4 separate regions of the Homo sapiens genome follow, and all the other regions are linked to region 4. The links are chromatin contacts, found by Hi-C or POLR2A ChIA-PET in ENCODE. All regions are on one chromosome and are shown on one strand. The core of a region is the stretch at or near the end of the contact, and the rest is flanking DNA. Distances in the headings are between cores, read along the strand shown.

Evidence for each region. A loop is a pair of places that touch in the nucleus more often than their neighbours do. ChIA-PET counts read pairs that join two places held with the same protein, here RNA polymerase II (POLR2A). Pooled maps may share reads with other maps.
Region 1: a loop to region 4 is called in a pooled map, with 4 times the contacts of the local background. The contact joins the promoter of HYOU1 here to the promoter of UBE4A in region 4. A Hi-C loop is called at or near these places in 1 of 50 pooled maps. POLR2A ChIA-PET finds 5 or more read pairs at or near these places in 3 of 52 experiments (B cell, T-cell and naive thymus-derived CD8-positive, alpha-beta T cell).
Region 2: a loop to region 4 is called in a pooled map, with 4 times the contacts of the local background. The contact joins the enhancer-like site here to the promoter of UBE4A in region 4. A Hi-C loop is called at or near these places in 1 of 50 pooled maps. POLR2A ChIA-PET finds 5 or more read pairs at or near these places in 4 of 52 experiments (CD8-positive, alpha-beta memory T cell, K562, activated CD4-positive, alpha-beta T cell and 1 more).
Region 3: a pooled map shows a loop between it and region 4 (5-fold over the local background). The contact joins the promoter of HMBS here to the promoter of UBE4A in region 4. A Hi-C loop is called at or near these places in 1 of 168 maps with a recorded cell type or tissue (naive thymus-derived CD4-positive, alpha-beta T cell) and 5 of 50 pooled maps. POLR2A ChIA-PET finds 5 or more read pairs at or near these places in 2 of 52 experiments (activated CD4-positive, alpha-beta T cell and activated CD8-positive, alpha-beta memory T cell).

The regions. Positions count from the first base shown.
Region 1 is chr11:119,055,954-119,058,653 of GRCh38, forward strand. HYOU1 (hypoxia up-regulated 1) reads right to left here and starts at 1,252. Exons shown (of 26, transcript NM_006389.5): 1 at 1,067-1,252; 2 at 117-214. The coding sequence starts at 207. RefSeq lists enhancers at 350-850, 851-1,350, 1,710-1,759 and silencers at 830-1,109, 1,200-1,479.
Region 2 is chr11:119,319,916-119,322,615 of GRCh38, forward strand. No RefSeq gene overlaps it. Among named protein-coding and RNA genes, the nearest start is that of MCAM, 4.1 kb to the left of the region's middle. RefSeq lists enhancers at 798-1,423, 1,424-2,049 and a silencer at 922-1,361. Within about 2 kb of position 1,441, at least 30 of the 41 ENCODE cell types and tissues checked have a DNase peak (open chromatin) inside an H3K27ac peak, as active enhancers do.
Region 3 is chr11:119,083,522-119,086,221 of GRCh38, forward strand. It overlaps HMBS (hydroxymethylbilane synthase), which reads left to right and starts at 1,360. Exons shown (of 14, transcript NM_000190.4): 1 at 1,360-1,545. The coding sequence starts at 1,513. RefSeq lists enhancers at 961-1,658, 1,588-1,637.
Region 4 is chr11:118,358,325-118,361,024 of GRCh38, forward strand. It overlaps UBE4A (ubiquitination factor E4A), which reads left to right and starts at 1,276. Exons shown (of 20, transcript NM_001204077.2): 1 at 1,276-1,350. RefSeq lists an enhancer at 1,213-1,282.

The DNA of each region.
Region 1 (2,700 bases), core at 2-2,501, 700 kb after region 4:
AAAAGGCCTGGACCTAACAACTCAAGAGACTTCTGGCCAACAGCCCCAAGCTCAATTCCCATCATGCATCCTTCAGTCATCATTTATCCATTTGCTCCCTCTACTGGGGTACATACCACTCAGTGCCAACAGGTCTGCCAAGAGCACAGCCACCAAGGCCCAACAGACTCGCCTCCTCGGCCTCTGCCTCCTAACTTTGTCTGCCATAGTGCCCCTGGGGGAGGCGAAGAAAGAAAACACTTAAAACTGGATACCCGGAGTGAAGGAGACAGAATCACATCCCAGAACGGAGAGGCTGTAAGATTCATATCTACTTCATTCTTACCCAGGGCAGATCAGCCTACTTCTCCCCTTCTCCCTCCTGATGGGTACAAACCATTCTCTAATCATCCCAGCAGCGCCCACACAAAGGCCCAAGTGAAAGAGCATGGGTCCTCGGCTTTGCCACATCCCTAAACAGAGAAGCTAACAGGACAAGAGAAAGGAGACCCGAGCCTTTTGTCCACCACACAGGCAGTGAGTGGCGCACCGCAGCACTGTGCCTGTTGTCAGACACCTGGGGTGCGGCCAGGGATCCCCGCCCAGGGCTCAACCACCTCCCCACACCTGGAGCTCCCCCGCTGACGGGGAAAGCCAGCTGGGCCTGGACGGGAAGAGAAAGGTAATGACGTTGGGGGTAGCTAGGATGAAGGAAAGGCCTATCTCCTCCTCGGCATCCCTGCGGGTTGTCCCGCCCCCTCCCCTTTCCCAGCTCACTCCCCGGCCCCGCTGTGCCCACAGACGCAGTGCCAGGGGCGGTAAGGTTCCCCGCCCGGCGGGTAGCCGTTACCCGGTGTTCACCTAAACCCCACCTGACGAAGGCGGCGGCTCCCACTCCCGGAAACGGATCCCGGCCCGCCCCAGCAAGTGGGGACAGACCGGGGGCCGAGCTGCGTGCCCCCCGGTGCGAGGCCGAGCGCCCGGCGTCCGCGCGGCCCTCCCTTGCGCTCCCGACCCGCCCCCGGAGCTCGCACGCTGTCTCCCCTAGGAGGGGTGGCCGGCCCGCACCTCCATCCACCCCCGCTACCTCTTGCCTCCGCTCCTGCGGCCCCAGCTCTGGGACAGACGCGGCACGAACGTACCCACGAGGCCGGCAGCGCCCCCCACCCGCGCCCTTCACAACTCCTCTCGGTTTGCAAACTGTTACATTAGCCACCAACCTCTCGGCGGCGTCTCGCGCACCAGCCGGCCCCGGACGCGGCGCGCGCTCATTGGAGCCTCGGCCGCCCGGCCCTGCGCTGCGCGCCCGGCCCCGCCCCCGCCGCCCCGGCGCGCGTACTCATTGGACCACGTCCCAGGCCCCGCCCCCTCCCTTTGCCAGCCTTGTAATGGGGCGGCGGAGGGGACCAGCCACCGGTTGGGCAGAAGCAGCCGGCGTCGGCCTGGGATTGGACCACGTCACGGGGCCAGCGCGCTCCACTCCTTCCTCCCCAGCGCCGGCCCCGGGGCGACCGCGGGACCTTTTCCGGCGCTGGATGCTTTGCTGCCGGGGTTCGGGAGTGACCTGCGCCTAGAGCAGGTCGGGCGCACTGCAGTCCCGCACTCGGGGCTCTTCTTCCGGTCACCTGTAGAGCCCGGCCGAGGAATGGAATAACAGGCGTCCTGTCCGCAGCCCCGCGGAGGGGGCGCTGGCCTGCCGGTTAGTATTGAGGTGCCCTAGGCTTTGGATAGACGTTGGAGAATGGCTGTCCCTCGGACTGAGTCCGTCGCAACCCCCTCTGTTTTACTGAGGAAACTGAAGCCACAGAAAAAGATGTTTGCTGATGGGTCAGAGATAACCGATGCATTCGTCGCAGAATCTGGCCAGGATTTCTTAGGTTAAGCCCCACTCATTTGTATAAGAAAGAATATTCCAAACTTAAGTACTACACACAAAAGACACTTTTATTTGTGAGGCTATAGTTGGTTGAGCTTGTGTGCACCTTCTCCTATTTCTGTTCTATTAAATCTTGTGAACATTTCTCTACTCTTTAGCTGTTTCTGTCATAGAATGACAGAAGCACCTCACTGCCTTCTCTTTTAACTTACAGCTCCATAGAAATGTGCGCAGTCGCCCGGGCGCGGTGGCTCACGCCTGTAATCCCAGCATTTTGGGAGGCCAAGGCGGGCGAATCACTGGAGGTCAGGAGTTCGAGACCAGCCTGGCCAACATGGTGAAACCCCGTCTCTACCAAAACTACAAAAATTAGCCAGGCGTGGTGGCGGGTGCCTGTAATCCCAGCTACTCACGAGGCTGAGGCAGGAGAATTGCTTGAATCCGGGAGGCAGAGGTTGCTGTGAGCCCAGACTGCGCCACTGCACTCCAGCCTGGGCGACAACAGCGAGACTCCTTCTCGAAAAAGAAATGTACGCAGTCCTTGGAGACTGCATTTTCCTTAAGTGTGGATGGAAATAAGTCATCTGTTTTCTCTCCTACTAAGTTGATGCCTGGCCACCCTTCACAGAAAGGCCCGCTTGAAGACCCTGGCTGTCAGGGCCAGGGTTGTGTCAAGCCTGAACTTGTTTAAGGAGCTCTTAGCTCTTCCTTTCTCTACATTTTTCGTGATGCTTAGGTGGAGAGTGGTCCGGTGTCTATGCTTAGAAGGAAAAATTATTGGCAGTCCCAGAGAGAGTCTATTCTTCCTTTTTTTTTTTTTTTTTTTTTTATTGATCATTCTTGGG
Region 2 (2,700 bases), core at 191-2,690, 960 kb after region 4:
ACCCCCTGGCCAGGCCAGATAATAGGATCCGGCCTGGGTCTTTGGAGGGGGTGCGGAAGTTGGAGAATTTTTCCAGAATGTGGGTGTGAGTAGGAGAAGATTATACTGAAGGAGTGAAAACAGGGTGGAAAAGGGTAGGGGGCAGGAAACCGGATACTGTACTGGGGGGTGGATGGAAGATGTGGGGGAAGAGATTGAATCGGGGGAAGCAGCCCTGCTCCCGCCGGATGCTGTCTCACCCATGTCCTTCGCACCTGACCCAGGGCAGGAGGAAGGAGGCACAGCCGGGATGGAGGTGCACCCCACACCACCATGGGAGAGAGGGAGGGTGGCCTTCTGCGGGATGGGAGGGGCTATTTTTAAACTTGGAAAAACCGTGAGTTCATCTCCATTCTGGAGGCTGCAAAGGCCCCATTGTACAGGGGTCTAGAGAGGGGGAGCGGGGGGAGGGGGCGACGGGCACAATGGCGAGGATTATGTTGGAGCAGGCAGGGGGGTGGAGGGCGGAGAGCGGGGGAGGGGCTGTCTTCGTCACAGATGGCCTACTGAACTCTGGGGTCGAGCCAGGCTGGGGCTTGAACTGGGGGGCAGGGCCCACCCTCACAAAGATCCCCGTTGGGGAACTGGGGTCTCTGACATCCGGTGGCCCATCCTGGGGAGGGGGCTGACGGTGGGATTCCCACAGCCTGGCTTTCCCAGGGACCGCAGGGTCTGTTCCCAGGCTCCCAGCATTCCGACGACTCCCCTGAGAGCTGCTGGCCTCTTCCCTCAGCCCCTTCCCTGCCAGGGGGTGGGGGGAGAGAAGGAGAAAGAGGATGTGGATGCATCGGGACTCCTCCTGGGGATGATGGACTCTTAAGCCAGAGGCGGGGGTTGGGTGGGCAGCAGTGGGTGGTTAGGGTAGGTTGAGCGGGATCGGAGTCCCCAACCCCGCGGACCCCTCCTCCGACCGACTGGGACTGTCCCTCTCGTACCCCCCGGTCTTAGGAGCCTCCGCACGGGGGCCAGCCCACCTGCCGGACCTCAGGCCTCCGGCACCCAGGGCCTCCACCCAGGGGACCCGGCCGCGGCGGGAAGGCGCCGGCGCTAAGCTCCCCAGGAGCCGGCCTCGAGGTCCCGCCCGGCGGAGGCAGGGGGCGGGGATCCGGCCGCTCGCCCCAACCCAAACATTACCATAAATGCTCAGGCGGCTGCGGGTGGATGGGCGCGCGGGGAGCCTGGGGCTCTCCGGAAGCCCCAGATCCAGTCTCCAGGCCCGACCCAGCGCGAGCCCGCGCAGTGATTCGGTCTGACCAGCCGTCCCCTTTACAAAGCGGTGCAGCCGGGGATGGCAGAGCTGGGGTGGGCGCGGGGACAGGGTGGAGAAAACCCAGGCCGCAGGGGGCGTCTCGGGGCTGCCTCCTGGGTAGGCAATGAGGCTGTGACCTCTGGTTAAAGAAAGAGTGGGGCCCTCTAGCTAGATGGCAGCGTCGGCGCCGCGGGGAGGCGGCTCTGTCTCCCTGCAGCTCTGCGGGCCCCGCTGCTGTCAGCGGTGACACCCTGGGTCTCGGTTCCCCGGCCCCAGCACCTAATCCCCTTCCCTCTCCTCTGCCCCCAGCCTGCACCTGGGGAATGAAGGGTGATGGGGGCGGAGGGTGGTAGCAGGATGCTGGGAGTTTACACCTCTCCCCTTCAGGGAAGTTCACATCCGCTCCCCAGAATACCACCATCCAGGGAGAGGAATGTCCCCAGAGAGCTCTTCAAATCTGACTTTGAGTCGTCACTGAGGGGAAGGCCGGCTGGTCTACAGGAGGGGGCCTGTGGGAAACCTGGGGGCGCCATGTTGAGGTCTTCTGGCCCCTCTCCTCCCTGAAGGACGCTCCTGCAGTTCCTCTTCCCTGCCACACGGGGCTGCCAGCATCCCAGGGGTAGCCCTGGAGAAGGGGAGCCTTGTTCCATCCCATCCCGGCGATGCCTGGGACCCTCACTGCTGCTGCCAGGGCTGATCTTGGAGCCGGGAGTAGAGAGGGGAGGAAAGAGGCTGGGCGCGGTGGTTTATGCCTGTAATCCCAGCACTCTGGGAGGCCGAGGCGGGCGGATCACGAGGTCAAGAAATCGAGACCATCCTGGCCAACATGGTGAAACCCCATCTCTACTAAAAATACAAAAATTAGCTGGGCGTGGTCGCGCGCGCCTGTAGTCCCAGCTACTCGGGAGGCTGAGGCAGGAGAATTGCTTGAACCCAGGAGGTGGCGGTTGGAGTGACCCGAGATCACGCCACTGCACTCCAGCCTGGGCGACAGAGTGAGACTCCGTCTTAAAAAACAAACAAACAAAAAACAACTGTGTTAACAGCTGGCACGGTGGTGTGCACCTGTGGTCCCAGCTACTCGAGAGGCTGAGGTAGGAGGATTGCTTGAGCCCAGTAGTTCAAGGCCAGCCTGCGCAACATATGGAGACCCTCATCTCCAAAAATAAACAAATAAATAATTGTGAAATGCACATAACAGAATACTAACCAGTTTAAACGTCAGCGTTCCGTGGCATTCAGCACATTCACAATGTTGTGCAATTATCACCATAATCAAGTTCCAGAATTTTGTCATCACTCCAAGGAACCAAAATTTGAACCAAGTTTTACCTAACGAACTCCAAAACCTGCGCAGTCTATGTGTAATAATCACAGCTGAATTAAGAGCTCAGTTGTGTGGTAAAGACAGG
Region 3 (2,700 bases), core at 110-2,609, 730 kb after region 4:
AGGAGAATTGCTTGAACCCGGGAGGTGGAGGTTGCGGTGAGCTGAGATTGCACCATTGCACTCCAGCCTGGGCAACAAGAGTGAAACTCCATCTCAAAAAAAAAAAAAAAAAAAAATGGGCGTCTCACTCTGTCATCCAGGCTAGAGTGCAGTGGCACCACCACAGCTCACAGCTACCTCGACCTCCTGGGCTCAAGCGATCCTCACACCTCAGCCTCCTGAATAGCTGGGACTACAGGTGTGTGCCGCCACACCTGGCTATTTTTGTATTTTTTGTGGAGATGAGGTTTTCACCATGTTGCCCAGGGTGGTCTCAAACTCCTGGGCTCAAGCAATCCTCCTGCCTTGGCTTCCTAAAGTGCTGGGAATATAGGTGTGAGCCACTGCACCTAGCTGGGTGATTATTAATAATCATGATTGTTAATTATGTTCATGATTACAGGCGCGGTGGCTCACGCCTGTACTCCCAGCACTTTGGGAGGCCGAGGTGGGCGAATCACCTGAGGTCAGGAGTTCAAGACCTGCCTGACTAACATGGAGAAACCTCATCTCTACCAAAAATACAAAATTAGCTGGGTGTGGTGGTGCGTGCCTGTAATCCCAGCTACTCGGGGGGCTGAGGCAGGAGAATTGCTTGAACCCGGGAGGCGGAGGTTGCAGTGAGCTGAGATCGTGCCATTGCATTCCAGCCTGGGCAACAAGAGCGAAACTCCGTCTCAAAAAAAAAAAAAAAATTATGTTCATGGGAAAGCACTTTTCCTAACAAGCCCTTTTCTCACTACATGTAGCGTTTGTGCTCCCACTTCAGTTACTTGTCTTTAGGCATGACCTTTAATCTCTCTGAACCAGTTTCCTCATTTTAAGAATTGAAATGCTGGCTGGGCCAGTGGCTCACGCCTGTAATCCCAGCACTTTGGGAGGCCAAGGCGAGATGACTGCTTGAGTCCAGGAGTTCGAGACTAGCCTGGGCAACATAGTGAGGCCACCTCCCCGCTGTCTCTATAAAAAAATCTAGAAATTAGTCCCACGTGGTGATGTGCGCCTGTAGTCCCAGCTGCTTGGGAGGCTGAGGTGGGGGGATCGCTGAAGCCGGGAGGTCAAGGCTGCAGTGACCCGTGGTCATGCCGCTGCACTCTAGTCTGGGGACACAGTGAGACCCCGTATCAAAAAGAAAAATGCTGCCTATTTCAAGGTTGTAGCAAAGCTAAGTTTGAACAGAGCAAAGGAAGCGCCATAGAAGCTGCACTACTTGCTCATGTCACAGCTGGGGAATGGGGTGGTCGAATGGGGAGGTCCACTGTCGCAATGTTCCAATTCCCGCCCAGAGGGAGGGACCTCCCCTTCGAGGGAGGGCGCCGGAAGTGACGCGAGGCTCTGCGGAGACCAGGAGTCAGACTGTAGGACGACCTCGGGTCCCACGTGTCCCCGGTACTCGCCGGCCGGAGCCCCCGGCTTCCCGGGGCCGGGGGACCTTAGCGGCACCCACACACAGCCTACTTTCCAAGCGGAGCCATGTCTGGTAACGGCAATGCGGCTGCAACGGCGGTGAGTGCTGAGCCGGTGACCAGCACACTTTGGGCTTCTGGACGAGCCGTGCAGCGATTGGCCCCAGGTTGCCATCCTCAGTCGTCTATTGGTCAGAACGGCTATCTTTTTTTTTTTTTTTTTTTTTTTTTTTTTGGTCCGAGTAGCTTTTAAAGGGCCAGTAGCTCGGTTGCCCTCCGGAAGGAATGGGGAAATCAGAGAGCGGTGATACTGGGTTAAGAGTGGAAGGATTGTTTGGAACGGAACTCCGGTCCCTGCGGGCATCTGGGTGGGATTCCCATCAGGCCTGGGATGCACGGCTCTAGATTTAGTGACCCAGACCAAGAACGTTCGTCTACACAGACGGGGTCCTTTCATTCGAGGCTGGGCTGAGGCGGATGCAGATACGGCCCCTTTGGGAAGACACGTTCCACTTTTGATTCATAGGAGAGAGTATCAGCCAAGCCTCCGAACTGCACACAAACGTCTTAGAAGTGCGCCTTCTTTTTGTGTTATAGTGGTCTCCCAGCCACAGCCAACGCTCCAAGTCCCCAGCTGTGACACACCTACTGAATTACTACCGTGGGTGGGAGGCCGCCGTGGGCCTTTCCATTACGAGCCTGCTTGCCGAGCCCTGGGCTTGTGCACAGACAAACTGCAGAGCTGGTGGAGGCCACTGCCAGGCCGAGATAAGAAAGAGATGGGGAGCTGCTAATCTCCCCCTGTCCAGCCTGTTGGTGAGGGCTGGGATCTTTGCTCTTGCAGTCATTCCAGAGCCCTGGACTAGGAGTAGGAAGATCTGAATTGTGGCCCCAACTCTCTTTCGGTTATTAGCTCTGTGACCCTAGGCAAGTCACCTCATCCCTTGATGCCACCCGTTGCTTCTGTAACATGGTCCCAAAGGTGCCTGTCTTGTCCACCTGATAGGATTTTTGAGACGACAACAATATGCAAAAGCAATAGCTTCAACATAGAAGTGCTCAGTGTTTTATTTTTTAATGAAACGGTTTGACTTGGATATGCTGTGCACATTCAATGAACTTAAGGAATTGTTTGAACCTAGTAGTTCTGGGACCTTAGAGTCCTTTCTGTGGGCTCCCTGTGGCCCAGAATTTTGGTGGCCACGTTTAATATCAAGCCTAGCCTAATTTGCAAAGGGTCTCCCAGGGTTAATTT
Region 4 (2,700 bases), core at 26-2,525:
AAGTGGTATCTCATGATTTTTTTTTTCATTTCCCTAAAGACTAGTGGTGTTGAGCACTCTTTCATATGCTTATCCACCATTTGTACAGTTGGCCTTCCATATCTGTGGGCTCTGCATCTGTGGCTTCAACCAACCATGAATTGGAAATATTCCAAAACAAATTTCATCTGTATTGAACATGTACAGACTTTTTGTCATTATTCCCTAAACAATACAACACTATTTAGATTTATGTTGTATTAGGTATTATAAGTGATCTAGAGATGACTTAGTCATCTCTAGGATGACACAGGAGGATGTGCATAGGTTATATGCAAATACTGCATCATTTTATGTAAGGAACTTGAGCATCCTTGGATTTTGGTACCCAAGGGGGTCCTGAAACAAATCCCCCACAGATACCAAGTGGATAGTCATTCTCTTGGAATGTATCTTCTTTGGAGAAATGTCTATTCAAGTCCTTTGCCCTTTTTTGAACTGAACTGTTTGGGGGTTTTTCGTTCTTGTAGTTCTTTACATATTCTAGAGATGAATCCTTTATCAGATATATGAGTTGCAACTATTTTCTCTCAATCTGTGAATTTTCACTTGCACAGCGCTTTTAACTCTTGAAAATTATGCTGCTTCTATTATTTATGTGTATCCCGATCTCTTGCCCTCGTGACCCGCCCGTCTCAGCCTCCCAAAGTGCTGGGACTACAAGGCGTGAGCCACTGTGCCTGGCCATCTATGTGTATCTCAAAACAACCTTGTAGGATGTATACTGTCTCCACTTTACAGATAAGAAAACTGAAATCCAATCAAAGATAGCACACTCCAAAGATTGCTCCAAAGACAGCACAACAATAACAAACTTGTAGTTGTTATTGCTGTTAGTGTTATCCCTTTGAATAATAGAGAGTAACAGAAGCTGCTTCAAAAAGGTCTAGGACTGGTGGGAAAATAAGAGAGCAGACCCCCAACAGAGGTTGCGAGCAGAGCCAGGGATCACAGAGTTTTATCTGCCCTCGGTACGCTGATTTCCAAAACCCAGCCTCATATTCTATACTCCAAAGCGCACTGCCAGGTGGGCCAACTCCAGCCCCCACAATCCGATGCCAAGGCCACTTCTTGCCACTTCCTGCCCGCCTCCAGCCCGCCCCTAACAAGCTAGCGCATGCGCTGTAGGACTATTTGCGCGCCGTTCCCCCCGGTGAGCCTGCACACCGTGCTTCCGGCGCGGAGATGAACTTCCACATGCCCCGGCGCTTGTTGATGACGTAACTTCCGGTTGCTGTGCTGAGTCGGAAGTGGGAACCCTTCGGCCGCTGAGATTCTGTCGTGTCGTCGCTGCTGGCACTTCAGGCTCTGGTAAGACAGGCAATAGCTTCAGGGGACGGGGTCGTTGACTTTGCGTTGTGATATTTTCTGCTGGTCCAATGCCACTTCAAGCCTGTTCACTCTTATCTTCTCCAAATTCCTTCTCCTATGCTTTGCTAACCAGGGACCTTCTCCTTCTTGAACTTCGACCCTGTCTGATTTGGAACCCCTTACAGTGCCCCAGCTTCTGATGTCTCTTTGTACATTTCTGTCCCCATCTTTGCCAAGCCCCTCCTGGAAGAGGCCGGAGCGCTATCATTGCATTATCTTTTGACTTAACTTTCTCTAGAACGTGCCCCGGGCGGGTGGATCTCCCTCCTTCCCGCGAATCCCTTATGGAGCATGGAAGGATAAAATATAAAGAGTAGATAACAAATAGGCAGATGCCAAGAAGATAAGATTAATCGTGAGTCGTAAGCAAACCAGTTCAATGCATACGTCAGGGTGTTGATAATTCTTAAGGCAGGTGATGAGTTCACCACAGATAACTCTTGGGGCACTCTGCTTCATGTTTCCTTGGGTTTAGAAGACACTTCTAAAATTGAGTGACCATGCCTCATGACCTTATATTTGATGAGCCTTCCTTTTAGGATCAGTTTTATGCCCTGACAGCAAGCATGTGTTTAGTCTCGCTGTCATTTACTGTTTTGGTCTCACGTGGAAGCCCACCTGCGATAAAATGGGATCCAAGAAGGACTGCTGTCTGCTTTTTGACTTGAGATCCTTCTAGGCTGCAGATAGATGTGTTGATGGAATTTGTTGCCACATTAGCATGGCCTGATAGTGTTAGGTGAAACATACGACAACGAAAATTGTTTCTTAATTTCTATTTTAAATTGATATTTTAATTTCTATTTTATATTGATATATGTATTATTTGCCAGGACACAGACCTTATGGGAGTATGATTTGATAGAGCTTGATTTTGACGATCCCAGTTTTACAAAGTGTTCCAGATATTTCTGTTGAAAAACAATACCAAGTCTGATGTTAACACACTTGTGTGTTCATGAGAGCTGACAGTGGTCTTAAAGGATTAGTGGTACTATTCATAAACAAAAGCTTGTATTAGGAGGAAGTGACAGAATTTTGTAGGACAGCTATTATAGATATAGATCTTTGCAGCAAGTGTATCAGAGTGAAACTTGTTTTCAAGGAGGATATATTTTAAAAGAATCAAATCCAAAAGCTTCTAAGGTTGGTAGCTGTACCATCCCAAAGTGTCTGACAACAGGATAGTGTTGTATCTCTGTATGGCAGTTGAAAATAGGAAAAAAAATACATACATATATGTATGTATATATGTGTGTGTGTGTGTGTGTGTATTTTTTTTTTTTTTTT